3 separate regions of the Homo sapiens genome follow, and regions 1 and 2 are each linked to region 3. A link is a loop called in an ENCODE intact Hi-C map of the cell type or tissue named here. Cell type or tissue: heart right ventricle. All regions are shown on one strand. Links, peaks and the distances in the headings refer to the core of each region. The heading gives the core; the rest is flanking DNA.

Region 1 (9,663 bases), core at 1,920-6,919, 680 kb after region 3:
GGTGCAGAGCCTTGAAGGGGAGTGCTAGGACGAAAGCCAGTGCGCCCCCACGATTTCATGCAAATACTGGGGGGCAGGGGCCCTGGAAACCCAGCACAGCCCCAGGGGCCGGCAGGAAGGGCACCGGTGGTTTGGAACACCTAAGCTGTGGCCTTTCTCCCTCTGCCCCGACCTGGACCACGGTCAGAGCCAGGCCGCAGGCCAAGAGCAGGTCCTTGTTTACCCACCAGATAGATACTGCAAGCCTGGGATGTGCCAGGCCTGGGCCTGTGGAACGAGGCCGGCGGTGAGCGGGGCACCCTCTCCTCCCTGCCTGTCTGTGAGGTCTCCCCAGCTGCAGCTCCACTAGGGAGAAGCTGGTCGGCCCCCAGAGCTTCCTTGGTCACGCTTGGAAGGTCCCAGTAAGCTACCCTCCAGCTTCTGGCCTGGCCAGCCTTGTGCAGAAGATGACCACCGGGCTCCGGGCCCCAGCCTATCCACTCCGCCTGCCAAACATAAACCCCAAGAGAGGTACTGGATCCCCATTTCCAGCAGGTTCCCCCAGGCCTGTGCTGGCCAAGTGCAGCCGAAGCTCTGGAATGAGCCTCCTTTGCCTTCGCAGGTGTCCCCCGTGTGCCCTGCGCTGTGCTGGGCGCCTGCCCGGAGGAGCCGCGCCAGGACGTCCTGCTACTTCCCAGGAGCAGGCATGATGAGTCCATTTCCTCGGGGTGCAAACTGAGGCCGAGGGCCTCTTCAGAGCGCCCTTGACCGGTACTGCCTGACCCCAGAGGTCAGTTCTGCGGTCACTCGGGGTCTGAGATCCACGGAGAACCTCAGAGGTCAACTTGAGGGGCGGGTAGGGGTACGCGCGCGGGGCCGTGGGAGGCGAGATCCCGCAACCTGAGGAGCCAGGACCCCAGCAGAGAGCGAAACCTGGAGCTGGGGGAGGGGACGGCAGAGGACTGGAGGCCGGGCTGCACGGCAGGGGTCGAGTCCTCGCGGCCGCCCCCCCCCCCCACCCCGAGCGGAGGCTGCGCCGTCCGGCTGCGACCGAGTCCCCGGAGTCCCGGCCGGGTCGCCCCTCCCCCGTGGCCGCGCCGATTGGCGGCCTGCTGTTACCCGGACGCCGGCGCCGCCGCCGCGAGGACATCTGTCCGGGGCCCAACGCCGCGCTCCACGCCCCCTGCCCCTCCCCCAGACCCAGAACCGGGGAGAGGACGCGGCGGTGAAGCTGGGAGGTTGGAACCTGGAGGGCGGCGGAGTCCCGGAGTTAACGGGGCGGGGGGCGGGGCCGGCGCTGGCCCTGGGGACAAAGATCCCCACGCTGCCTGAGGGCTGGGCTCTGCAGACACCGAGGCAGGAAGAAGGACTCCGTATTCCCCGTCCCCCAGATCCTCAAATCCACTCAGGCTCAGACCTGAGTGTCCAGGTGGGGTGGGGGAGACCGAACCCTCCTGGGCCCTCGAGGCGCGCGAAGGCGACGCTGAAGGGGGGACGCCGGGACGCTGCTTCCTCCCTGCACACGCCGCCCGAGCTGCATCCCTAAACGCTCCAGGAGCTTCGCGGGTCCCCCCTGCCCTCCACAACCCCCGAAGCTGCCCCCAGCGACCTCTCCCCGCCCTCAGATGGGGCCGCAGGGGCGGGCGAATGTGTTGCGCTCGCCGTGGGTTGGGAGGAAGGGCGCGGATTGTAGGAAGTCCCTGCTCCTCCCTGGGCAGCCTGGCCCCGGGGACTCGCGCTCAGCCCGCGGCGGAGGACTCGGTCGGGAATGGTGCTGAGATTGCGCGGGTACGGCCCAGGGCCGTGACCGGGTGGCCACCGTGCAGTTTGGGAAGAGAAAAAGTTCGGGGGGGGGCCGACACCCCGAGATCGAAGAGGGAAAATGGGAGGAAAGCAGGCGGCAGGGAGGGAAGAGCGGCGGAAGAGGGACCAGGAGAGCTGGGGGTCCGCTCTGGGCCCCGGGGTCCCGCCCCACTCGGCAGCCCAGCCCAGCCCAGCCCCGCCGCGCCAGCTTCCCGGACCGGGAGAGGCTAGGGTCACCGACGCCTATTAATAGCCGCGAGCGGGTCCTTCCCGGGAGCTCCGCAGCGGTCGGCAGAGCCCAGCCACCGGCTGGGGTGGGGGCGGGGGTCCCGTAACACCCCCTCCGGAGGTTCAAGCGGCGCGGGGCGGGGCGCTGCGCCCCCCCACGCCGGCTTTGCGAAGTCGAGGCACCCACAGCCCACTCCCTCCCCACCTCCGACTCCGAGACCAGGTTTCAGATGAAGAGGGGTTCGTCTGTGGTTCAACTTGGGGCGCCGCGGCTACCCCAGCGCACTCGAAGGCGCGCCCAGCCCCCTCCCCCTCTTTCTGCCCAGCCGGCTTTTTGCTCTCAGCGCGCTCCGGAAAGTTTCGGGGTCCCCGCGGCGCCTCCCTAGCCCTAGGGGTCCGGAGTCCTGGCCCTTCCAGCCGCGGCGTCGGGGAGGGAAGTTTGTCCGGCCCAGGCTCGGCGGCCGCTAACTTCGGGTGCGCCCGCCTCCGAACCTGGGTGGGTGGATGGGGACGCCCGGGAGCCGCGGGCCCCGAGCGCCGCATCCAGAGCCCCGCGGGCGGGGAGACTCGGCCCTGGCGCGGACGCCGAGGTCAGGGCACCAGGGATGGGGTGGCCCGGGCTGCGAGAGCCGCTGGGGACCCTGCGCTGCCCCCCGCCGCCCCCCCCAGAGAGCATCCTCTTCCCTGCCTCCCCTAGGGGCGGGGACCCTCCGATCCCGCAGCGGCGACAGAGGGGTCCCCCGGCCCCGGACAGCCCCCTGCCCCTCAGGCCCCTTCTTACCTGGGCCGGGGTGCGGGCCCCGGGCTGGAGGCACTGTCGCGGGCGAGCAGAGCGCGCGCACCCCGGTTCCCCGAGCGCGGCGGCGGCGGCGGCGGCTTCCCCTCCTTCCTCCTCCTCTTCCTCCTCCGGGCTCGCTGGCTCCAGACAGCCCTCCTCCCCCTCCCGCCCTGCCGGCCCCTCCCGGAGCCCGCCCGGCTGGACTCGGCCTGCGACCCGGAGCCCAGCGGAGCCGGCGGGAGCCAGGCTGCGGCGCTCACTGCGTCAAGCGCGGGGCGAGCGCGGGGCGGCGGCGGCGGGGACCGCGCGCTCGGAGCCCGGGGCTGGCCGGGCAGGCGGGGGAGCGGCGGCTCCGGCTCCGACTCGGGCTCGGGCGCGGGCGCAGTGGTGGCGGCCGCGGCAGCGCCGAGGTTGTAGCACATTCTTTCTGAGCGTGATGGAAGGTTTCATGTGGGAGAGCGCGCGGGGAGGGATGGGGAGGGGGCGGGGGCCGCGGCGGGGGCGACCGGAGGGGCGGGGGGCGGGGTCGCTGCCCGCACGTCGGTGGGCTGGGGGGTGGCCGGAGGGGGGCTCCGGAGGGGAAGTTGGAGCCAGCCGCGGGGGCGGCGTGGGAAGCCGAGTGGCGGCCTCGCCCCCTCCTCCTGGCCCGCCCCGCTCGCCCCCTGCCCCCGCCCCAGGCCACCCAGAGGCTCCCAGGCTTCGGTTTGGAAGAGAAGCGTCCGAAGGTCTGGGGGTCGGGACCCTGGTGGCGCTGGGAGGTGGGCCCCTGGGTGGGGACACGGCTGTGCTCACAGGCGCCCGGCAACCTCGTGGAAGTTGACCCCAAGTCAGACCCTCTGTGAGCGCGCGCGTCCGCGAGGGCCAAAGCACAGCCCGCAGGACGCGCGTTTGCGGGGCGGGGGGAGAGCGGGGCACTTGGGGGCGGGGAGGTGGAGCGAGAGGGTCGTCGGGCCCCTGGCGGCCCCGCGTCCCCAGAGACTCGCCCTCCCCTAAGGTCGCCGACCCCTCCCTCCCTTCCCTCCCCGTTGCGCGTCGCCCCCCGCCTTTCGGCCGGGAGGAGGGGGAGGCGTGGGAGCGGCCCGGCGCCTTCCGATTCCCGGAAGGTTCGGTTTAGCGGATTTCCCTCTCCCTTCATGTGCCTCCGGAATCCCAGCGGATCCGAAATCGCGCCCTCGGGCTCTGAGCCGAGGGGTCCCCCGTCGCTCCCTGGTGGTCCCGAGCCCTCGCCGAGCGGTCTCACGGCTTCCCAGGGCGTCTCCCGCTCCCACCCGCCCCTTCCCCAGCCTGCGGCTTTCGTGTGGGCTAAAAATTCCAAACCAGGCTCAAGAGCGCCCTCGCCCGGCTAAGCCCCCGCGCGCCGCTTCACAAACCGGCCGCGTGCGGAGCTGCGGAGCCCGGGACCCCCAGCGCGCGCTGGGCGCGACACTCTGGACCCCGCTGCCAGCGCCGCGCCCCTCCGGCCGGGGAGCCCCACACCGTCAAGAGGGCAGGGAGAGGGGAGGGGAGGGGACTACTGGAGGGGAGGGGGCTGCTCCCCGGGTGTCTTTCCCGGAGGAGGTCCCGGGACAGGGGTGGGGGTGGCGCGGGAGGCCGCAGACAGCGCGCCCCGAGGATGGCCGGGCCGGGGATGGGCGCGCGGGGCTCCTGTCCGGACGTGGGTCCAACGGCCTCTCCGCAGCCCAGAAACTCCGTCCAGCCCGCGGGACGGCCGCCCGCCCTCCGACCCCGAGCCTCTACCACACTTGTTCCTGCAGGACGGGGTTGGGGGGACTGAGACCGTGATTGAGGCCGGGGCATGGAGGAAGTGCCGCCGCCTGCTCCCGGGATTGCTGGACACGAAGGGTGGAGGCCAAGGACGGAGCCCCTGCCTGCGGCTGTCCAGCCCTTAGTCCCTGCGCGGGGGCGCCCAGACCTCCAGGGAACAGGGAGACAGAGCGGGCCGAGCCCGGCCTGGGGGGGGTCTCTTCCTGGTCCCTCAGGGAGGGTCCCGGCTGCTCTGAAGCGCGCAGTGGCCTAGGTGCGCACACAGCCCCTTTCTCTCACTTCCCCCCTCCCCTACTCGAGGGGCCTGGAGAGTCCCGGACCTGGCTCCTTGGAGGAAGCTGGGAGAAGGGAGCTGTCCCGCGGACCTTCCAGGGCGCTGAGGAATTTCAGCCCTGACTGACTCCCTCTGCAGCGCCTTCCAATGCTGAAATATGCCCTCCTGTCCCGTGAGAAGGCAGGGCCCCCGCGGGGCCTGGCTGGCCTCGGGCTGCTGTCCCCCCTCAGGCTGGGAATGGGCCACCCCAGGACAGACCCGAAGAGAGGAGGTGGGAGGAAGGCTGGCTGTCTCTGGCCTCTTCTGGAGCTCTCTCTCCCCGCCTCTGTTTGCCTCTGTCAGAGAATATGTTTGTTCTCTCTCTCCCTCTTCCTCTCTCTCTCTCCCTCCACCCTCCTTTTCTGTCTCTTTCCCTCTTCCTCTTCCTCCTCTTCTCCCCTCTCCCTTTCCGCCTCTCCTCTCTCCTTTTCTTTCTCCGTCTTGGTCTCTTTCTCTCTGACATTCATCTCCTCCTGATCCCCCTCCCCCAGCAGACAGAGGTACCCAGAGGCAGCCTGTGTGGTGTAGACACCTTACAGCACATCCAGGGAAGATGCGTGTGGATACCCACCCCAGCTCCCCGCCGCAAGCCGGTGTCCCACAGGAAGATGCCGCAGCCTCACTGGGACAGGAAGGCTGGAACCCCCCCCACCCCATAGCTCACACTGTGGTTGTGCAGAGAGTTGCAAAGGCATCCTGCTTCACACACCCCCGAATCGCACACACCCCGCCCCACCCAGTGTAACCCTCACACGCAGGCACGCACACTGGTGTGGCACTATGACGATCCTTCCTGTGATGGAGGTTCCTAATGGCTGGTGGCTGGCATGAAGTCATTTAGTCCTCACAGCAACCCTAGAAGTGAACCAGCTGTGAAGATCTCCAGTTCCCAGAGGGTAACATCGAGGGGTCCAGAGATCAAGTACCTTGGCCAGGGTCACCATAAACTGGAAATGGCCAAGCCAGGGTTTGAATCCAGATGGTCAAACTTGAAGGCAGCTGTACTAAGCATGTTCCCATCTGCATATGCACATGCGTTCACGCACAGTCGCTCCACACACACGTGCTCGCTCAGGCCTCCTTTCTGAGGTGCTGCCACTGCCCGGCAGCAGCCCAGACGCAGCAGCGATGGCCCGGTCCATCAGACAGCCTGTCTTTCCAGAGATGAGTCAGCTGGGCCAGGACCTAGGACAGAGCTAGGGATGGTGGGTGCACCCCCACCCACCTGGGCACCGTTGCTAGATCCAGGGCTTAGCAGGTCCTTCTGATGTACAAAACGTCCTCGTTCAGAAGAAAACGGCCCAGTTTAAGACCTGCCTGGGCAACATAGTGAGACCCTGTCTACAAAAAATAAAAAATTAGCTGGGTGTGGTGGTGTGTGCCTATGGTCCCAGCTATTCAGGAGGCTGAGGTAGGAGGATCACTTGAGCCCAGGAAGTGGAGGTTGCAGTGAGCTATGATCGCACCACTGCACTCCAGCATGGGCAACAGAGCAAGACTGTCTCAAAAACAAAAAAAGAGCTAAACTGCCAGTAAGATTCTCATTTTTATGGAAACAAATCAACCACCATCTCATGACCCACCCAGCTACCCTTTGGGGAAGAGGCTGGTCAGTAAGAGCCGTAGGGGCCTGGGGCTGTGGGGCCTCAGGGCTTTCCTTAGGTGGTTGGAAGCACACCCCCTCCCCTCCACCCTGCCACTGCCCTGAGCCTGTGTCCCTGGACGCCCTGACTTGATGTGTCAGTTTCATCCAACAGAGTGTGAGCTTGAGAGAGCAGGACAGACTGACTCACCTCCAGGCCTCAGTGCCCCACTCCAGCCCCACATGACCACACCCACTTCCAGGATAAGTGAGGACTCATCTGGTGGCTTTGATACCTTTGCCCCCCTGCAGGTGGTTCCTGCGCCCTCTCTCTGCTGAGGATGGCCTGGCTGGAAGTGAATGACCCAGTTGCCTGAGTGTGTTTGGGGGAAGCAGGGGAGGGATAGAGCAGCTGGGATTAACCGCGAAGGAGTGGGGAGAGAATTCCCCCCGACCCCCGGACCCATCCTAAGGAAATGGTAACCAGAGAAGAATGGTGACAATCTCTTCCTGTCCCCAGAACTTCACAGCAAGAACAACAAATGCCCATAAAACCCCGAAGCCATAGATTAAATGATGTGTCCAATTTCTATCTCAGGCAAAGAGCCAGTTCCCCCTATATAAAGAGCTCTTACAAATCAATAAGAAAAATAGCCAAGAGGCCAAAAAAAAAAAAAAATAGACAGAGGTAATGAACAGAAAAGGAAATCAAAAGGATGTTTAAACAAATGAGAAAGTGCCTATGCTCACTCCTAGTGACAAAAGTGCATGCTGAAACTGTACTGATGTGATTTTTCACTCATCAGATGGGCACAGATTAAACAGTCTAAGGACACACCCTGTTGCAATAGTGTGGGGAAGCAGACACCCTTGGAACCTCTGAAACAATGTCAAAATTCCAAATGTACACACCCTTTGGCCCAGCATTTGCTTCTAGGAATCTGTCCTCCAGATACTCCTCCCAAATGTGAAAAATGATATATTGCTTTGTACAAGGTTATTCGCCGAAGCACTCTTTGTAACAGCAGCAGATTGGAAGGATCCTAAGTGCCCGCTGACAGTGCAGTGCTTAAATCATCATGGCACATCCAGCCGGATAAAGGTGGACTGATTGGAGTCCATCTGCAGATGTTCTTTAGTGTGAAAAAGCAAAAGGGGCCGGACAGTGTATATGGCACCTTTTTTTTTTTTTTTTTTTTACACTGTGTCAAAAAGGAGTTAATGAAATGACATTTTAGTTGCCTGCACACACTGATTACTGGAAGGAGACCCAAGAAACTAGAAATAGTGGGTGCCTCCTGTAGGAACCTGGGGGCTGCAAGTCTTGGGGAGAGGGTAGAAGGGGACTTTTTTTTTTTTTTTTTTCTGAGACAAAGTCTCACTCTTGTCCCCCAGGCTGGAGTGCAGTGGTGCGATCTCGGCTCACTGCAACCTCCACCTCCTGGATTCAAGTGATTCTCCTGCCTCGGCCTCCCGAGTAGCTAGGATTATAGGCACGTGCCACCACACCTGGCTAATTTTTGTATTTTTAGTAGAGACGGGGTTTCACCATGTTGGCCAGGCTGGTCTCGAACTCCTGATCTCAGGTGATCCACCCGCCTCAGCCTCCCAAAGTGCTGGGACTACAGGAGTGAGCCACTGCACCCGGCCGGGGACTCAATATAAAAAAATATTTTTAACGTATTATTTATTTACAGACAGTGAAATTCATACTTCTTCAGTTTTATACTGTTCAGAACTACAGTTCTGAAATTGGACAAATGTGGACACTGGTTGCCATCACTACCTCCATCAAAATACTGAACATTCCCATCACCCCAGAAAATGAGACTTTTCCCCATATGCCCCTGTAATGCCATTTGAATTCTGTGCAATGTGCAGACATGTTCCTTTATAATAAATTTCAATGTGAAAATGAAAATGGAAAATTGTTTTCTATCATCTCATCTGGTTCCCACTGTAACCCAGGGAGGTGAATCCTTCCTTCCCCCTTTTACAGGTGACAAAACTGAATTTTAGGGGGCAACTTGCCTAAGGAAATCCTGCAGGAGCAGGTTGGGATGGGAACCCAAGGCTTTTCTTTTTTTTTAAGACAGAGTCTTGCTCTGTCACCCAGGCTGGAGTGCAGTGGCACGATCTTGGCTCACTGCAAGCTCCGCCTCCCGAGTTCCCACCATTCTCCTGCCTCAGCCTCCCAAGTAGCTGTGACTACAGGTGCCCGCCGCCACGCCTTGCTAATTTTTTGTATTTTTAGTAGAGACAGGGTTTCACTGTATTAGCCAGGATGGTCTCGATCTCCTGACCTCGTGATCTGCCCGCCTCAGCCTCCCAAAGTGCTGGGATTACAGGTGTGAGCCACCGTGCCCGGCCTATTGTAGCTATTTCTTATAAATGGAATCAGACAATATGTGGTCTTCTGTGACTGGCTAGTTTCACTGAGCATTGTTTTTGAGATTCATCCATGTTGTAGCATTTCAGTATTTTATTCCTTTTTATTGCCAAATAGCACTCCACTGAGTGCCTGGAGCACATTTTATTACCCATTCATCAGCTGATGGTCATTTGGGCTGTTTTCGCGTTGGAAATGTGAGTCACACAGCTAGATACATTCATGTACTAGTTCTCACGCGCACATGTGTTTCCATTTCTTTTGGGTAAACACCTAGGAACGGACGTGTTGGGTCATATGGTAAGCCTATCTTTCACATTTTGAAGAGTTCACAAACTCTGCCAAAATTTTGATGCCACATGTTATGTTCCCAGCAGCAACGTAGGAGAGTTCCTATTTCTCTGCATCCTCGTCAACACTTTTATTATTATTATTATTTTTTTTTCTGAGATGGAGTTTCACTCTTGTTGCCCAGGCTGGAATGCAATGACACGATCTCGGCTCACCACAACCTCCACCTCCTGGGTTCAAGGGATTCTCCTGCCTCAGCCTCCACAGTAGCTGGGATTATAGGCATGAGCCACCACACTCAGCTAATTTTGTATTTTTAGGAGATGCGGTTTCTCCATGTTGGTAAGGCTGGTCTTGAACTCCTGACCTCAGGTGATCCACCCACCTCGGCCTCCCAAAGTGCTGGGATTATAGGCGTGAGCCACCATGACCGGCCAACACTTTTACTATTATTATTATCATTTGAGACAGGGCCTCACTCTGTCACCTGAAGGGTGACACTCTGTCACTGTCAGGCTGAAGTGCAGTGGCACGAT
Region 2 (9,663 bases), core at 764-5,763, 100 kb after region 3:
TCCAGCCTGGGCAACAGAGAGAGACTCCATCTCCAAAAAAAAAAAAAAAAAACCACCGCTAGATAGCTTTATTTTCCCTTCCATCCAGTTAATTCCAGATGAAACCCGGCTCTGCGCCACTCAATGCCCCCAGGTGAAGATGGTTTGCGGCTGTTCAGCAGCCACGTCTCCTGCCCAGGGGCTGCCCTGGGCTCCCGCTAGACCGTGTCCACCTCGCGGAGTGTGTAGTCCAGGATGGTGTCCTGACCCTGGAACTTGAAGTACCCGTGGAATTTCTTCTTCTGAAGCAGGAGTGGAAACCAGTAGCTGTCGTCGGGCCACATGTCCTTGAAGGGGATCTGATCCAGCTGGAACCAGCATGGGCGCATTTCTGTACCAATGGGGGAAGAGGAGGCACTGAGGTGCAACCCAAACTTCATGCTTAAAAAACATGTTTTTTTTGGCCGGGCGCGGTGGCTCACGCCTGTAATCCCAGCACTTTGGGAGGCCGAGGCGGGAGGATCACGAGGTCAGGAGATCGAGACCATCCTGGCTAACACGGTGAAACCCCGTCTCTACTAAAAATACAAAAAAATTAGCCGGGCGTGGTGGCGGGCGCCTGTAGTCCCAGCTACTTGGGAGGCTGAGGCAGGAGAATGGTGTGAACCTGGGAGGTGGAGCTTGCAGTGAGCCGAGATTGCGCCATTGCCCTCCAGCCTGGGCGACAGAGCGAGACTTCGTCTCAAAACAACAACAGCAACAACAACAAAACCATGTTTTTTTGTAGAGATGGGGTCTCACTGTGTTGCCCAGACTGGTCTTGAACTCCTGGGCTCAACGATCCTCCTGCCTCGGCCTCCCACAGTCCACAGTGCTGGGATTACAGGGGTGAGCCACTGCGTCTGGCCAGCCCAAACGTACACTGACTCTCTGAGGAGTTCACTGAGTGATCGTGAGGAACCTGACGATCGTTTATATTTCATCCTCATTACCGTGTTTCTCATTTTAGGGTGGGCGCAGAGCAGGGGCAGGTACGCTACTGGAGCCTCGGTGCAGAGACCACGGCTCATGGGCCCCACGCTGGCACTGTGGGGTGGAGGGGGACGCAGGCTGCCCGGTCCCTGGCACTCAGAGATGGTTTGGGCGGATGGCCTTTCTCCCAGCCAGGAGATGGGACCCGCATAGTGGGGAGGGGGAGCAGGCCCTGTGAGACTCACCGTCGCTCTCCACGGGGGTCCCCTGGATGCTGTCTGTGCAGAAGACATGCACGTCCATGAGCTCAGGCTCGCCCACGAACTCAAACACGATCTGGCCCACCTTGTGCAGGGCGTCCACTGTCAGACCGCTCTCCTCCTGCAGCTCCCTGCGGGCAGAGGTGGGCAGGGGAGGGAGGCCGTCAGGGCATGGTGCCATGCCCACACGATGGCAGGGAGGAGGAGCTGGGCATCTACACACAGCCCAGGGAGCCACCAGGGTGGATGGGAGACCCAGGAGGATGTCCCCTAGAATGCATTATCTGGTCCCGACCTGGCTGAGCTTCAGAATCAACTTGAACTTTGAAGACACTGATTTTGGTTGAGAGGCTCTGGGGAGGGGCCCGGAGATGGTGTGGAGCCTCTGGTGGGAGGAACGCAGTTCTAGCCCAGTGCCCTCTGTGTACCAGTGACAGCCCAGGCCCAGTGGAGTCCAGCCACTTGTCCACCGTCTCGAGACCCGCACGTGGCAGGGTTGGGACTGACCCCACTTCCTTCATTCCCGGTTACTTGCTTTTCCGCGGCTGAGCATCAGAGCCCATGCAGCGGTAGTTACGACCGCCGGGGCCCTGGGACGCTTGCTCTGGGAACCTGGGCCCTATACTCTGGGCCTGTCTGCCCAAAGAAATGTCTTTCCAGCCTGGTGCCTCTTCTCTGAGAACACAGGATGAAACCACAGGCTTCTATGATCTGTTTCCTGAAGGAGGAGCTCTGGTTTTAACTCTGGTCCCCAGGCTGACCACACGGGACACGTGGCCTGGGCCTCTTCCTGCGCCTTCTCGGGACATGCTCCCCACAGCTGTGCCTGGAGGAGGTGTAAGGGGCTGACTTCACCACGGGATGCCCAAGTGCTGCTGCGCCTGGGAACAAGCCCTTCCCTGCTTCGTGGCACACAGAGCCAGGTTTCCCCGAAGTAGTCTAACGCTGTTGCTAATTTAAAAATTACATATTTGTTATAGACAACCAGGAAACAAAACGCCATAAACTCATCACCCAGGAATGCTACCATTTCAGTGTTTTTCCTTTGGCTCTTTCTCCTCTGTTTTTCCCTTAAGAAATGCAAACATTAACCCTTAATAGCTTAAAGTTAAAAAATAAAAATGCAAACAGGTTGGGTGCAGGGTGGCTCATGCCTGTAATCCCAGCATTTTTGGAGGCCAAGGTGGGAGGATTGATTGCTTGAGCTCCGGAGTTTGAGACCAGCTTGGGCAATATGGCAAAACCCTGTTTCTACAAAAAGGACAGAAATTAGCTGGGCATGGTGGCACTCGCCTGTAGTCCCAGCTCCTCAGGAGACTGAGATGGGAGGAATGCTTGAGCCCAGGAGTTGGAGGCTGCAGTGAGCTGGGATTACTCCACTGCACTCCAGCCTGGGCAACCGAGCTAGACCCTGTCTTAAAAAAAAAAAAAAAAAAAAAAGCAAACATCATACACACTTTATACCTCGGGCTTTCCACGCAAGAAAGGAGGAGTGCATGACATTCCACACCTCAAGGAACCCAGCCGCCTTCTCAACTCCTGTTTGGTATGGAAGAATAAAACGTTCCAACTTCGGGTTATGGTGGAAACCCGTGTTGGGCACAGCGGTGCTGCTGACCTCCCGTTCTGAGCGTTTGCTTGCTGTGCTCAGTCGGGTTCTTGCTCAGTCCCTCAGCAGACACTTCTGAACACCCACTCTGTGCTGGGACCCTGGGGATGCACGGGCTGCAGCCGCTGGGCACCTCAGTCTCCTCCTCTTACCATGCCCGGCTAATTTTTCTGTGTGTGTGTTTTTCTGTAGAGACAGGGTCTTGCTATGTTGCCCAGGCTGGTCCTGAACTCCTGGGCTCAAGCGATCCTTCTGCTTTGGCCTCCCAAAGTGCTGGGATTTCAGGTGTGAGCCACCATGCCTGGTCTAAATGGTCTGATTTAAGCGATGCCTCCTCAGCTTAAACTGCAGGGACTGGAGAGGAAACGGACCTGGAATCAGCATTTATTCATACAGATGGCTAATTAAAGTTGGGCTTGAGCTACAAAGTGAACGTGTGCTTCTACTTGGGTATAAATGGCTCCCCAGTTAGATGCAATAGAAGTGCTCAGTGGGGCCTCACCCGCCTCTTGGCGGCCGGCTGTTGCTCGTCTTAAAAAGCGTCACCTCCCAGTGGGATATTGTGACTGATTTTAGTTAATCTTCCCTAGCACATGGCAGCGTAGGAAGCATCAAGAATCCGCCGGGAGACAGAGCTGAAGCTCCATTTCCCAGGCAGGGAGCGCCAGGCAGGCGAAGATGACGCTGTTCAGTTCTGCCCAAGTGTCTGCTCTGTCCATGGCACTCGGTTCCCCAGGCGGAACACGGGGAACAGGGTGAGAAATACATGAAACAAAAACACAGGGTGGTGCAGCGTCCGTGGCGTGGGGAGGTGGGAGTCGGAGGTTCCGGCGGGCCTGCTTCCCATCGCTGCTCCTGTGTCCCCGGCCTCGCTAGTCTTTGGGGACCAGGGATGCTGTCTAGAAAGGTCGGCTCACACTGTGCGCCTGAAGCCCAAATCTGCACACCCCCACAATTCAGTACTCCCTACGTGCCTGTCCCCTGCCCCACAGAGGAGGGTCTGAGTCCAGCCCTCTGGACTGGGGTTAGGCGCTCAGGCCTGCCCCCTGCAGGCAAGCGGGGAGGGTGCCTAAACCGGCTCTTGGCCTGGGAGTTAGGGCCCATCTTGGGGTCCTCCTGATAGAATAGGACTGGGTATTGCGTGGATAAAGCAGGAACCAGCCTCCCCAGAGACCGGGCTGCCGACGCTCCTCCCTGCCTCCCGCTCCTGAGCAGCACGGGCCTGGGGTTGCCCCAGGAGCAAATCCATTCAGACTCGCAGGTACTGAAGCCCAGGGCCGTGCTGGTGGCCTGTGGCTGATGGTACGTCATCCCCTGAGGGCGAGGCTGTTTGCTGCTGGGTTCCCGGGGCCCTGGGACCCCTAAGCACCAGCCTGTCTGGCTCCAGTGTCCCCCATTCCTCATGCTTGCAGATGCTCCCCAACGAAGGATTTTTTTCTTTCTTTCTTTAAGACAGGGTCTCGGCTGGGCACGGTGGCTCACGCCTGTAATCACAGCACTTTGGGAAGCCGAGGCGGGTGGATCCCGTGAGGTCAGGTGTTCAAGACCAGCCTGGCCAACATGGTGAAACCCCCGTCTCCAGGTTACACCCGAGGATGGAAGTCACAGGCTTCCGGCTCTGTGCCTCAGTTCCCCCCCTCAAACCCTGGTCTGACAGCAAGCCACCACTGTATTCAGCTTTGAGGGTCTGGAGTGATGGTCCCTCTGTTTGTGTAATATTTACAGAGGGTAGGAGGAAAGTTCCTTCGACCGTGACAAAGTTCAGAAGAAAATAAAGCAGGGCTGCCGAGGGGGCCTGTGCTTTGCTTGTCACCAGCAGGACGAGAAGCGGAAATCCAGCCACCTGGAGTTCCTCCATCCAGCCTCCTCAGCACCGCTGCCTGCTCCACTCACACCCACCACTTCTCTGCACAGCTGGCGCTCCTCCAGCCCTCTGTGCTTCTGCAAATGTCTCCTTCCTCCCTCCTTCCACACTCTCCCAGCCAACGTCAGGCCCTCAGAGCATTTTCCTGGTGCCCAGTTATTCTCCCTTCCTTTCTCCTGGAGGCCCCTGGCCACGAGGTATGGACCAGACCTCCTTCTGCAGGTCTCCTGAACCCGGCAGCCAGATGACACGAGAGCTCCACAGAGGCAGGGACTGACCTGTTCCTCCTCATGTCCCCAGGCCCCACACAGAGCAGCGCTACAGAAATCCATGAGCTGATGGGCAGTCTTAGCAGATCAAAGACAAAGGGCTGGGCAGAGAACCCCCGGGGCCACCTTTCCTGTTTCCTGTGCTGTGGTCGCTCTGCACACACTCCTGGCAGGGACACGCTGTATGCCCGACTCACACCCAGTGGTCCTCCTCCCCAGCTGCGGCCCCCAGCACAGAGCCTGTCGCACTGGCACCTGCCACAGTGACTGATCGAACGTGTCCGTGTGGCTGCGGTCTGGGGTCCCAAGCCTTGGAGGGGAAGCACACACAGGGCTCTCCAAACTGAGGGTTGGGACCCATGTACCCCGGGAAATCGGCTTAGTGGATTGCAATTGAAAAAAAAAAAAGGGTCAAGCCAGTGGCCCACACCTGCAATCTCAGCACTCTGGGAGGCCCGGGAGGGAGGATCGCTTGAGCCTGGGAGTTAATGAGACACCATCTCTACAAAGAATTAAAAAACGAACTGAGCGTGGTGGCATGTGCCTGTGGTCCCAGCTGTTCGTGAGGCTGAGGCAGGAGGATCGTTTGAGCCCAAGAGTTTGAGGCTGCAGTGAGCCAAGAGTGTGCCATGGGTGAGATCCCACCTCTGGAGAAAAAAAGAGAAATGAATCGGAAAAGTAGAGCCCCCTTTTATGTAATAAGGGCGGCTACTGCAACTTACTTTAGCTGTACCTGCACACCTGAGTGTGTACACTCTATCAGAGTACAAAACGTATTTCTTACTGCAGGTTGTGATGAAAAAATTGGAAAGCCACTAGGCTGCAGCGTCCTGGCTTTCCTCCGTGCCAGGACCCTCTTTACTCTGTAGTTCTCCTCTCCAGGCAAGCTGGCCTACCTTTCTCAGAACAAAAACACGAACGGGGGCTAACGTCTGTGCAGCGATGTTTACACAGATGATCTCATTTACCCTGTGAGGGTTGAGGGGCGTCTGGAGGACTGTGTGATCTTGGGTAAACGGCTCAACCTCTCTGGGCTTCAGTTCCTTCCTAGGTGAAGCTGGCTGTGTTGAGGATGCAGTGAGGCTTTGTGCACAGCGAGTGTGAGATGAAAGCGATCATCAGCTCCACTGAACAGACAGAGGAACCAAGTGACTGACGAGCCCTTCGGCAACAGTGAGGGTGCTGGGAGGGTTCAATTCAAGCTGCTGCACAGAGGCTTCCAGATACGCCCTGCAGCCCCCAGCACCACCGCACCACAACAGCTAACACGCACTCAGCACGCACCGCACACCGCGCACCGTTCTAAGTCCTTCGAGTTCATTTCCTCATTTTATCTTCACAAGAGTCCGAAGGGCTGCGGACTGTTCTTCATTCTGAGATGAAGACACTGAGGCTCACGCTTAACCCCCTGCTCCAGGTCACTTAGCTCTTAGTGGTGAAACCAAGGGTGTGGCCCTACAGCCCGAATCCCTGTGCCCTGGGAAAGCCGGTTCTATGGCCAGACCTGCCCCATCCTTACCTCCTAGCCCCATCCTCGATGGTCTCTCCTTCTTGCACTTTGCCCCCAAAGCCATTCCACCGGCCGGCCCCGAAGCCTCGCTTTTTCATGCCCAGGAGAACTCGCTGAGGCTGCAGGACCAGCACCAGGGTATAGAGCCTGGAGGCGCCCATGGTCCCTGGGTTCTGAAAGGAAGGTGAGAGGGCAGAGTCAGCCATGACGTGCGTGGAGGAAGCACGTGCCAGGGGCCAGGAGGAAGGGGACGTGCTCTGGGAGGCAGTGGGGGGCGGGGGGGTATGCTGTAACTCCCCAGCCCTGCCACGTGTGGCTTCCCTTGTGGCAGGTGGAAAACTGCCATTGAACCAGTGATTTTCTGGGGTAGAAACAGAACCCAGTGGTCAGCAGGGCTGATCAAGCAGAGCAGAGGCCGGCGCTACCTTCCTTCTCCACAAGTCAGTACTCAGGTGCAGAGGACAACATCACCTTTCCAGAGCGTGCTCTTGCTCCTGCGTCTACCCCCAGGAACCCCCTGCTTATAGGCACACAGTGAGGAACAACAGTCCCCGTGCCTGATTGGCACCAAAATAACCACGCAGTTTATCCTGTGGTCCTCAGGTCAGGCCTTTGGATTAACAGGAACTTCTTTCAGTCTAGTGGGACCTGGCCTCTCTGTAGCAGGCTTCCAGATTCCCAGGAAATGTGTGGCTGTAGACACAGGTCCACCCAGCCAGGCCCGGCTAGTCCTCCCTCCTGTGATAGGAGTTTATACCCCACCCACTCTGCTCCTGCTGTGGCTACTGTGGGACCTGGCACCCAGGGGGGCCACTGGAAGTCACAAGGGTCCTTCCTGCTCCCATAGGTGTGCAGGTCCAGGTCCAGAGGACTCTGAGGGCGATGCCTCCGCCAGGTCCCTGCTGAAAAAAGGACCCTGGAGAAATGCTGGAGGGCCAGGACCAACTTTCCTTTATTTATTTTGAGACAAGATCCTGCTCTGTTGCCCAGGCTGGAGGAGAGTGGCGTGATCGCGGTTCACTGTAACCTCCGCCTCCCTGGCTGAAGCCATCCTCCTGCCTCAGCATCCCACATAGCTGGGACCACAGGCATGAGCCGCCACACCCAGCTAATTTCTGTATTTTTAGTAGAGATGGGGTTTTGTCACGTTGCCCAGGCTGGTCACGAACTCCTGAGCTCAAGCGATCCACCCACCTCAGCCTCCCAAAGTGCTGAGATTACAGGCGTGAGCCACTGCGCCCAGCCAGGACCAACTTTTCTGGGGTCCACACCTGGACAAGACACAGGGTTCAGGACCAGTGATCCTTCTTGGAAGTTGTGGTGTCTGAGAAAAGGGACCAGATGATAAGGAAGGGGGCAGGGAAGTGCTGGGTAGAGGAGGGCGTGGTCTCTGGCCAGGGCTCCACACCCAGGCCTGTGCCCAGGGACCTGGGTGAGGACAGGCATTTCTGTTTTTTTGCCCAAATGTTGCATTTCCCGAGCCCGCCACGTCCCCGTCCTGTGCCTATAAAAAAACCCCAGTGGTTTTTTATAGTGGGCAGAGACACAAGCCGCTGGACGTCAAGAGGACGTGGAAAGCACACCAACAGGCACCAGCAGGCCATCAACTGATGGAACCATGAGTTTGGCAGGGGCGGTCAGAGGAGAGCCCAGGCTGCTCAGCAGCCCGACTCCAGGGGAAAATCACCTTCCCACTCCAACTGCCTTCTGGCTCCCCCATCTGCTGAGGGCTAATTCCACTCATAAAACCTTGCACTCACTCTCCAAGCCGCCGTGTGATCTGATTGCTCCAGTACATCAAGGCAAGAAACCTAGGGATACAGAAAGCCCTCTGTCCTTGCGATAAGGCAGGGAGTCTAACAGCTGACTAACACAAGCCACCTACAAGGCTAAACTGAAAGAGCACCCTCTAACACATGCCTGCTGGGGCTTCAGGAGCTGCAAACATTCACCCCTAGACACTGCCGTGGGGTGGGAGCCCCTCAGCCTGCCTGTCTGTATGTTCCCCTAGAGGCTTGAGAAGCGGGGCACTGAAGAAGTGAGCCACATCCTCATCGCACGCCCTTCGAGGAGGACAAGGGAACCTTTCCCATTTCACTGAGACTGGGTCCTGGTGGCGGAGGCAGGTCAGACAGGGTAAATGGGTTTGTGGCTTAGTTTCACACCAGGCCCGTGTACTTTGTCCCGACACTGATCTGTTTCTGCCAGAAGCCACGGTTTCCAAAGTAAATTTTTGTGATTTACTCCTGGTCTCCCCCAAGCCTCCGCCCCGCTCTCCTTGTCTCTCTCCCAAACCCCCGGCCCCGCTCTCCTCGTCTCCCTCGAGCCCCCGACCCTGCTCTTCTGGTCTCCTTCGAGCTCCCGGCCCCGCTCTCCCCCAAGCCCATGGCTCAGCTCCCCTAGTCTCCTGCCGCCCGCTGGCCCGGCTCCCCTCCCTGGTCACCACGACTCCTGGAATCCCCGCGCGCGCTTTTCGTACCTGCACCGCCGCTTCCGGGGGCGTGGCCTCTGACCGGAAGTGAGGCCAGGCACTTCCGGCGGCGCGCTGCAGGCGCGGGGAACACCAATGGCGGGGTGAGCTGGGCGCTGCTGCTGCGCGTGCAGACAGCGGGAGTGGTTGGGGGTCCGCCCGGTCGCCTTCCTCGGTCCTGGCCTCGGGGCTGGGTGCCGAGCGCTGGGCACCGTCCCCGCACTCAGCGAGCGCGACAGGGGCGAGGCCAGGATTCCGGGTCGCAGTTCCCCGGGAGGAGGGCGCCCTCAGGTCTCCAGGGGCAGGGCCGGCGGGGCCGTGGGGAGGCCGGGGCCGGCGGCGGAGTCCAGGTGGGGGGCGCAGCGCCGGGGCCCAGATCCAAGGCGCCGGGGGCGAGCCCGGGGCGGGATTTCGCTTCTGGGCCGGGTAGCTCCATTGCCCGCGCTTCCTGGGCTGTCGAGTGGGCCCTGGCCCCCGGGACCGGCTTGTGCCATTTTCCCGGGAGACCCCTTAAGCGAGGGGAAGACAGCGACTCACGGTCAGCAGTCAGTGCCTCCTGGCTTGTCAGCACGCTTTGGTGTTGCAGAAGCTAGAAGCTTTGGCCTTGGAGCCATGAGGGTGGTAACTTTTATTTATTTATTTAAATCAGAAAGATGGACATAGAGACCGGGCTTGGTGGCCCACACCTGTCATCCCAGCACTTTGGAAGTCTGAGGCAGGAGGATCGTTT
Region 3 (9,335 bases), core at 1-5,000:
CCGCACCAACCCTGGCAGCAGAGATGGCCGGATGAGGCTCCCAGGCTGACCTGCAGCGTGGCCTGTGTTGTGCTTCCAGGGGTAGATTTTTTTCTTTTTGTTTTTGAGACAAGGTCTCACTCTGTCACCCAGGCCGGGAGCACAGTGGCGCAATCATGGCTCACTGCAGCCTCAAACTCCCAGGCTCGTGATCCTCCCGCCGCCTCCTCCTGAGTAGTTGAGACTATAGGCGTGCACCACTGTGCCCGGCTAATTTTTTAAATTGTTTATTTAGAGAGCGAGGCACAGTGGCTCCCACCGGTAATCCCAGCACTTTGGGAGAGTGAGGCAGGAGGATCACTTGAGGTCAGGAGTTCAAGACTAGCCTGGCCAACATGGTGAAACCCTATCTCTACTAAAAATACAAAATTTAGCCGGGTGTGGCCGCAGGCGCCTGTAATCCCAGCTACTCAGGAGGCTGAGGCAGGAGGATCACTTGAGCCCAGGAGGCAGAGGCTGCAGTGAGCCGAGGTTGTGCCACTGCACTCCAACCTAAATGACAGAGTGAGACTCTGTGTCAAAAAAAAAAAATTGTTTTTAGAGATGGGGGAGAGTGTCTCACTGTTAGCCCAAGCTGGTCTTGAACTCCTGGCTTAGAGCAAACCTTCTGCGTTGGCCTCCCAAAGTGCTGGGATTATAGGCATGAGCCACCGCGCTCGGCCCAGGGGTAAGCTTTAATTTCCCTCAAAACTCTTTCTAAAGAAACGTGACTTCATTTTAAGGCCAAATTTATAGTTTCCGTGAAATTATAAGTTTTATGGGTTTGTTGCATTTCTATTGATATTAACATTGGTTCATAACTATGAAAATGAAAAATGTTCCGCCACACGGCCCCTTGGGGAAGCCTGACCTGGCTGGGGAGAGAGGCTGCCTGAGCCCGGAGACTGGGCCGAGACTAACCCCTCCCTTGCTATCAAGAGAGCCTCAACGTCTCTAGGCCTCAGTTTTCTTACCTCGCAGGCTTGGGGGAGTTTGGATGAGATAATGTAGGAAAGCTGTGCCTTTATTTTCCTGTGGGTTTATCTTAACAGAATGAGAAGTATTTCCAAGTAGGCCAACCAGGTTCTGAGCGTGGGGATTTCATGTCTTTGAGGAAGAGGTTCAGAGCCGGGAAGTGTCCAGTCCCTGAGCCTGGGAGCCATGAACCGGGTGGTAGAGATCCAGGGTGACCCTTCCAGGGCCCAGGCAGGTGAGATCTCTAGTGGGGTGGCTCCGGGTGTAGCCTGGGAGCCTCATGCTGGGCTGGAGAGGACTGAGACTCTGACCTCACCACCTGTCCACCATGGGCCAGCCTGGGTGGGTTTGTGGACATTCAGGACCTGTCACAGGAGGCTGAGGCAGGAGGATAGCTTGAGCCTGGAAGGTTGAGGCTGCAGTGAGCCAGGATCGAGCCACTGCACTCCAGCCTGGGCAACAGAGTGAGACCTTGTCTTAAGAAAAGCTAAATTGGCCAGGCGCGGTGGCTCACGCCTGTAATCCCAACACTTTGGGAGCTGAGGTGGGCAGATCTCTTGAAGGCAGGAGTTCAACATCAGCCTAGACAACATGGTGAAATCTCATCTTTACAAAAAATTAGTTGTGTGTGGGGGCGTGCTCCTGTAGTCCCAGCTTCTTGGGAGGCTGAGGCAGGAGAATCGCTTGAACATGGGGTGGGGGTAGAGATTGCAGTGAGCCGAGATCACACCACTGCACTCTAGCCTGAGTGACAGAGTGATAAACTGTCTCAAAAAAAAAAAAGTTAAATTAAAAATATAGGGGGTAGGGTGAAAAAAATAAACTAAAAATATAACAAATTTAAAAATATAACACTTAAAAAAGGAAAATAATTTGGGAGATAGTGGTGGTGATGGCTGCGTCAGTGTGAACATGCTTTATGCCAATATACCATATGCTTTAACGTGGTTAAGATGGTACATTTTATGTTATGTACACTTTACTATAATATTACGCATTTTTTTTACTTTTTTTTTTTTTGTTTTTGAGACGGAGCCTCACTCTGTCACCCAGGCTGGAGTGCAGTGGTGTGATCTCGGCTCACTGCAACCTCCACCTCCCAGGTTCAAGCAGTTCTCCTGCCTCAGCCTCCTGAGTAGCTGGTATTGCAGGTGTAAGCCACCTCACCAGGCTTTTTTACAATTTTTTTAAAGAAAAAAAAATTGAAAGTCATGATTTTTTGGTTGTAGTTCTCTTGCTAACTTGTGGGTAGCCTATTTTTTTTTTTTTTTTTTTTTTTGAGACAGAGTCTCACTGTGTTGCCCAGGCTGGAGTGCAGTGGCACAATCTCTGCTCACTGTAACTCCGCCTCCCGGGTTCAAATGATTCTTCTGCCTCAGCCTCCCCAGTAGCTGAGATTACAGGCGCACACCACTATGCCCGTCTAATTTTTTTTTTTTAATTTTTAGTGGAGATGGGGTTTTACCATGTTGGCCAGCTGGCCTTGAACTCCTGACCTCAGGTGATCCGCCCGCCTCTCAGAGTGCTGGAATTACAGGTGTGAGCCACCGCGCCTGGCCACTGGCTGGGTAACCCTGAAAAAGATACTGGGCCGGGCACGGTGGCTCACGCCTGTAATCCCAGCACTTTGGGAGGCTGAGGCGGGTGGATCACAAGGTCAGGAGATCAAGACCATCCTGGCTAACACGGTGAAACCCCATCTCTACTGAAAATACAAAAAAATTAGCCGGGCCTGGTGGCGGGCGCCTGTAGTCCCAGCTACTCGGGAGGCTGAGGCAGGAGAATGGCGTGAACCCGGAAGGCGGAGCTTGCAGTGAGCCGAGATCGCGCCACTGCACTCCAGCCTGGGCGACAGAGCGAGACTCTGTCTCAAAAAAAAAAAAAAAAAAAAGAAAGAAAGAAAAGAAAAAGATACTGTACTCGCCAGAGCCTCTGCCTTGTCCTTCCTGGGTGGAGCGTGCAGGCTAGAGGGGGAGCTAGGTAGCTTGGACCCATTTAGGTGTCAGGAACTGTGGACAGAATTCGAGTTGGCAGAAGAAACGATTCACCTACAGATGGCGATCTTAGCCCGCCCTTTTCAGTGTGTGAACTAGGCTTGCTTTTTTTACTTAGTTTCTTTTTTAAATTCCTTACATAGTAGGAAGCCGAAAAAGCAGCTTTCTCTCCAGCAAGTTTCTCAGTATCTCAGTAATTTCTCCAGGATGTTCTACATAAACCGGTCTATGTCCAATCTCGCAGGGCACTTGGAGACGCAAAGAGGCATCCATGGATTCAAAGGGTCCAGTGTGGGCCAGGCGTGGTGGCTCACGCCTGTAATCTCAACACTGGGAGGCCGAAGCGGGCAGATCACCTGAGGTCAGGAGTTCCAGACCAGCCTGGCTAATATGGCGAAACCCCATGTACTAAAAATACAAAACTTAGCTGGCTGTGGTGGCACACGCCTGTAATTCCAGCTACTTGGGAGGCTGACACAGGAGAATTGCTTCAACCTGGGAGGTGGAGGTTGCAGTGAGCCGAGATCACACCACTGCACTCCAGCCTGGGTGACAGAGCAAGACTCCATCTCAACAAAACAAAGCAAAAGAAAATAAAATGAGCAAAAAAAAAAAAAAAAAAGAATCCAGTGTGGCCCCAAATCATCTGAACTTCCCTGTCTCGTTTGACCATGCTGGTTTCCTCCTGGTTTTCCCTGCCGCCTACTGCCTTCAGCCAAAGGCTCTTTTTTTTTTCTTTTTTTTTTTTTTTTTTTGAGACAGCATCTTGCTCTGTCGCCCAAGCTGGAGTGCAGTGGTGCTATCTTGGCTCCCTGCAATCTCCACCTCCTAGGTTCAAGCGATTCTCCTGTCTCAGCCTCCTGAGGATTGAGGACTACAGGCGCCCACCACGAAGCCTGACTAATTTTTGTATTTTTATTAGAAACAGGTTTCGCCGTGTTAGCCAGGCTGGTCTCAAACTCCTGACCTCAGGTGATCCGTCAGCCTCGGCCTCCCAAAGTGCTGGGATTACAGGCGTGAGCCACTGCGCCCAGCCCAAAGGCTCTTATTATTATTGTTTTGTGGAGATGGTGGGGGCGGAGGGTGTCTAGCTATGTTGCCCCAGCTGGTCTTGAACTTCTGGCCTCAAGTAATTCTCCTACCTCAGGCTCCCATGGCTGGATTACAGGTGAGCAACACACCCTGTTCAAAGACTTATTTGACTTTCTGCCCTATGATGCTTGGCTTCTTCAAATGTAGAGGAGTGAGGCATGGACAGGAATCAGATGCTCCCTATTTCCCTATTCCTTTTTTCTTTTTTTTTTTTTTTTTTTTGAGACGGAGTCTCAATCTCTGTCGCCCAGGCTGGCGTACAGTGGTGTGATCTCGGCTCACTGCAGCCTCCACCTCCCAGGCTCAAGAGATCCTCTGAACTCAGCCTCCTGAGTACTTGTGGCTACAGGTGTGAGCCACCATACTTGGCTAATTTTTTTCTGTTTTTTTTTTTTTTTTTTTTTTTGAGACGGAGTCCAGCCCAGGCTGGAGTGCAGTGGCGCAATCTCAGCTCACTGCAAGCTCCGCCTCCCAGGTTCACGCCATTCTCCTGCCTCAGCCTCCCAAGTAGCTGGGACTACAGGTGCCCACCACCACGCCCGGCTAATTTTTTGTATTTTAGTAGAGACGGGGTTTCACTGTGTTAGCCAGGATGGTCTCGATCTCCTGACCTCGTGATCCTCCCACCTCGGCCTCCCAAAGTGCTGGGATTACAGGTGTGAGCCACCGTGCCTGGCTGCCTCACCTTTTTTTTTTCGTTTTGAGAGTCTTGCTCTTTCAGCCAGGCTGGAGTGCAGTGGTGAAATCACAGCTCAGAGCAGCCTTGACCTCCTGGGTTCAAGCAACCCTCCTGTTTCGGCCTCCCCAGTAGCTGGGGCTACAGGCATGCACCACCATACCCAACTAGTTTTCTTTTTATTTTTTGTAGAGACCAGGGTCTCACTATGTGAGCTCAAACTTCTGGGCTCAAGTCCTCTCCTAAAATATATTTTCTCCTCTGTTCCTCAGAGGAAGCCATCATGTACCTGTAAGTAATGTATTCATTGTTTGGTATTTTTATTGATTTATAGTAGACCCATATGCTATTATAAGAAATAGGCTGGGTGTGGTGGCTCACGCCTGTAATCCCAGCACTTTGGGAGGCTGAGCAGGCAGATCACTTGAGGTCAGGAGTTCGAGACCAGCCTGGCCAACATGGTGAAACCCTGTCTCTACTAAAAATACAAAAATTAGCTGGGAGTGGTGGTGGGTGCCTATAATCCCAGCTACTCGGGAGGCTGAGGTAGGAGAATCGCTTGAACCCAGGAGGTGGAAGTTGCAGTGAGCTGAGATCTTGCCACTGCACTTCAGCCTGGGCAACAAGAGTGAAACTCCGTCTCAAAAAACAAAACAAAAATAAGAAATAATACCCTTTGCCCAGTATCCTCTAATGATGCAGAAGTACACAATAATATCACAACCAGAATGTTGACGCAAATAAAATCCACCAACCTTATTCACATTTCTTCTTCTTTTTTTTTTTTGGACGGATTCTCACTCTGTCTCGCCCAGGCTAGAGTGTGTAGTGGCACGATCTTGGCTCACTGCATCCTCCACCTCCTGGGTTCAAGTGATTCTCCTGCCTCAGCCTCCCAAGTAGCTGGGATTACAGGTGCCTGCCAGCAGGCCCGGCTAATTTTGTATTTTTAGTAGAGATGGGGTTTTTTCCACATGGGCCAGGCTGGTCTTGAACTCCTGACCTCAGGTGATCTGCCTGCCTCAGCCTCCCAAAGTGCTGGGATTACAAGTATGTGAGCCACTGTGCCTGGCCAGATTTCCTCAGTTTTATTTGTCCCCTTTGGTTCATTTACGTCTTTAAATGGACGTGCTGCACTCCACAGACCCTTCTGCAGTTTTCTTCACCCACAATGATGTTTTCAAGATCTATCCATTCTGTACATGCTGTTCTAGTTTATACATTGCATGAATATATCACAATTTCTTATTCACTTCACATTCGTATAAAAGTAGGTTGTTTTGGTTTTTTTCAGTGTTATAAATAGTATTACAGTGAAGACTCTTATGCTTGTCTCTATGAGCTATAGTTTAGAGAATATGACTAAAAGTAGGATTTGCGGGTCACAGGATATCTGCATTCCAATTTATTAGACATTAACAAGTTGTTCTCCAAAGTATCTGTACCAATTTACACTCCCTCCAGCAGTGTGGGAATATTGCTGTTTCTTCCTATCTGCTGTGCGTGAAAGGGTATCGTGTTGTTTGAATTTGCATTTCTCTGATGTAAGTAGATGTCTGATTCAAGCAGAAAATGAAATTATTAAAAGGATCTAAAAGGCCAAGCTGGTCTCGAACTCCTGACCATGTGATCCGCCTGCCTCAGCCTCCCAAAGTGCTGGGATTACAGGCGTGAGCCGCCGTGCCCAGCTGGCTAATTTTCGTGTTGTTGGTATAGATGCGGTTTCATCCTGTTGGCCAGGCTGTCCTCAGATGATCCTGAACTTAAATGATCTGCTTGCCTCAGTGTCCCAAAGTGCTGGGATTACAGGTGTGAGCCACCACACCCAGCCACTTTATAATTTTTTTTTTTTTTTTGAGTTGGAGTCTCGCTCTGTCACCCAGGCTGGAGTGCAGTGGCGCGATCTCGGCCCACTGCTACCTCCGCCTCCCAGGTTCACAAGATTCTCCTGCCTCAGCCTCCCAAGTAGCTGGGACTACAGGCACCCACCACCACGCCCGGCTAATTTTTTTGTATTTTTAGTAGAGACGGGGTTTCACCATCTCAGCCAGGATGGTTTCGATCTCCTGACCTCGTGATCCGCCCGTCTGGGCCTCCCAAAGTGCTGGGATTACAGGTGTGAGCCACTGTCTATAATTTTTTTAATAAAATAGAGAGGAGGTCTTACCATGTTGCCCAGGCTGATCTTGAACTCCTGAGCTCAAGCGATCTTCCCACCTTGGCCTCCCAAAGTACTAGGATTTTCTTTTTATTTTCCTTTTCTTGTTTTTGAGACTGAGTCTTGCTCTGTCGCCCAGGCTCAATTACGTGATCATGGCTCACTGCAGCCTTGAACTCCTGGGTTCAAGGAATCCTTCTGCCTCAGCCACCCAAATAGCTGGGACTACAGGCGCACGGCACCACACCTGGCTAATTTTTTTTTTTTTTTTTTTTTGAGATGGAGTTTTGCTCTTGTTGCCCAGGCTGCAGTGAAATGGCAGGATCTCAGCTCACTGAAACCTCCACCTCCCCAGTTCAAGCGATTCTCCTCCCTCAGCCTCCTGAGTAGCTGGGATTACAGGCCTGCACCACTGTGCCTGCACCACTGTGCCTGGCTAATTTTGTATTTTTTAGTAGAGACAGGATTTCTCCATGTTGGTCAGGCTGGCCTTGAACTCCCGACCTCAAGTGATCGGCCCCCTTTGGCCTCCCAAAGTGCTAGGATTACAGGTGTGAGCCACTGCATTTGGCTCATATCTGGCATTTTTACCTTCTACAGTGGGAAGATAATCTTCTTTTATTTATTTATTTATTGAGATTGGATCTTACTCTGTCGCCTAGGCTGGAGGGCAGTGGCACCATGTTGGCTCACTGCAAGCTCCGCCTCCCGGGTTTACGCCATTCTCCTGCCTCAGCCTCCCCAGCAGCTGGGACTACAGGTGCACGCCACCACACCCGGCTAATTTTTTGTATTTTTAGTAGAGACGGGGTTTCACCGTGTTAGCCAGGATCGTCTCGATCTCCTGATCTCGTGATCCGCCCGCCTCGGCCTCCCAAGGTGCTGGGATTACAGGCGTGAGCCACCATGCCCGGCCTGTATGAGCTCTTTGTAAGTTCAGGCTTCTAGTCTTTAAACTTTGTATATGTTAAAAATATTTTTTCCCAGGGTGTGGCTCATCTTTGCATCTTTGTTCATGGTCTCTTTCATCATACAGTTTGGTCATACTAAATGGCCAAATTAATATTTAAAATTATCAAGGCCAGGTGCGGTGGCTCATGCCTGTAATCCCAGCACTTTGGGAGGCCAAGGTGGGTGGATTATTTGAGGTCAGGAGTTAGAGACCAGCCTGGCCAACATGGTGAACCCCCACCTCTACTAAAAATACAAAAATCAGGCCAGGCGTGGTGGCTCACACCTGTAATCCCAGCAGTCTGGGAGGTCGAGGCAGGTGGATCACCTAAGGTCAGGAGTTCAAGACCAGCCTGACCAATACGGTAAAACCCCGTCTCTACTAAAAATACAAAAAAATTAGCCGGTGGTGGGCGCCTGAGGCAGGAGAATTGTGTGAACGCGGGAGGTGGAGCTTGCAGCGAGCCGAGATCATGCCACTGCACTCCAGCCTAGGCGACAGAGCGAGACTCCGTCTCAAAAAAATAAAAAATAAATAAATAATGTAAATAAATAAATAAAAGCAAGGATGGAGCCCTATTTGGCTGATGGGCTATAGTTTGTCACCCTGTGTCCTGGGCTATAAAAGTTACTCTGTCTTCTCTCATCTCCACTTACGTGATACTTTTGTCATGCACTGTAATTCTATCCTTTTTTTTTTTTTGGGAGATGGAGTCTCGCTCTGTCGCCTAGGCTGCAGTGCAGTGGCCTGATCTCGGCTCACTGCAACCTCTGCCTCCTGAGTTAAGCAATTCTCCTGCTTCAGGCTCCCAAGTAGCTGTGGCTACAGCCCCGCACCACTGCGTCCGGCTGATTTTTGTATTTTTTAGTACAGACGGGGTTTCACCATGTTGGCCAGGCTGGTCTTGAACTCCTGACCTCAAGTGATCCGCCCTCCTCAGCCCCCCAAAGTGCTGGGATTACAGGCGTGAGCCACTGCGCCCAGCCCTGTAATTCTATCCTTAATAAAACCCTTGAGATTATTATTACTAATACATGCAATCAGTGCTTTTGAGATTTATCCATCTTGCGTGTTGAACATTTCTTTTCTCATTCCAGGCCTTCTACCTGGAATTGCTTTCTTTCTACCTGAAGTACATTTATTTATTTATTTATTTATTATTTATTATTATTTTTTTTGAGACAGCGTTTCCCTCTTATTGCCCAGGCTGGAGTGCAGTGGTGAGATCTCGGCTCACTGCAACCTCCGCCTCCCAGATGCAAGCGATTCTCCTTGCATCTGAGAGATCCAGATGCAAGGATCAATCTCCTGATCTTGTGATCCGCCCGTCTCAGCCTCCCAAAGTGCTGGGATTACAGGCGTGAGCCACCGGGCCCGGCCTATTTTTAATTTTTTCTCACTCTGTCATCCAGGCTGGAGTGCAGTGGTGCGATCTCCGCTCACTGCAACCTCCAACTCCTGGGTTCAAGT

Evidence for each region. A loop is a pair of places that touch in the nucleus more often than their neighbours do. Peaks named below come from ENCODE experiments on the same cell type or tissue, not always from the same donor. Only the 100,000 strongest peaks of a DNase experiment are listed, where the experiment ranks them.
Region 1: it touches region 3 in a loop (4-fold over the local background); 35 of 110 quality-filtered maps call a loop at or near these places.
Region 2: it touches region 3 in a loop (6-fold over the local background); 90 of 110 quality-filtered maps call a loop at or near these places.

What each region holds. Positions count from the first base shown.
Region 1 is chr7:1,659,299-1,668,961 of GRCh38, reverse strand. It overlaps a transcript of ELFN1 not described here. Among named protein-coding and RNA genes, the nearest start is that of ELFN1, 6.1 kb to the left of the region's middle. In heart right ventricle, for the core only: CTCF peaks have their summits at 3,912 and 4,124; DNase peaks (open chromatin) are centred at 2,934 and 4,121; H3K4me3 peaks cover 3,014 bases; H3K27ac peaks cover 2,624 bases; H3K27me3 peaks cover 2,625 bases.
Region 2 is chr7:2,241,536-2,251,198 of GRCh38, reverse strand. It overlaps NUDT1 (nudix hydrolase 1), which reads right to left and starts at 8,973. Exons shown (of 4, transcript NM_002452.4): 1 at 8,943-8,973; 2 at 6,473-6,636; 3 at 1,197-1,342; 4 at 54-370. The coding sequence starts at 6,624. The coding sequence ends at 198. MRM2 (mitochondrial rRNA methyltransferase 2) reads left to right here and starts at 8,994. Exons shown (of 3, transcript NM_013393.3): 1 at 8,994-9,037. The coding sequence starts at 9,030. RefSeq lists enhancers at 1,858-1,937, 5,194-5,243, 9,610-9,663 and a silencer at 9,068-9,287. In heart right ventricle, for the core only: CTCF peaks have their summits at 1,920, 3,683 and 3,883 (motif pointing left); DNase peaks (open chromatin) are centred at 1,988 and 4,738; H3K27ac peaks cover 1,234 bases.
Region 3 is chr7:2,341,888-2,351,222 of GRCh38, reverse strand. It overlaps a transcript of SNX8 not described here. Among named protein-coding and RNA genes, the nearest start is that of EIF3B, 8.3 kb to the left of the region's middle. In heart right ventricle, for the core only: a CTCF peak has its summit at 3,052; a DNase peak (open chromatin) is centred at 3,052; H3K27ac peaks cover 395 bases.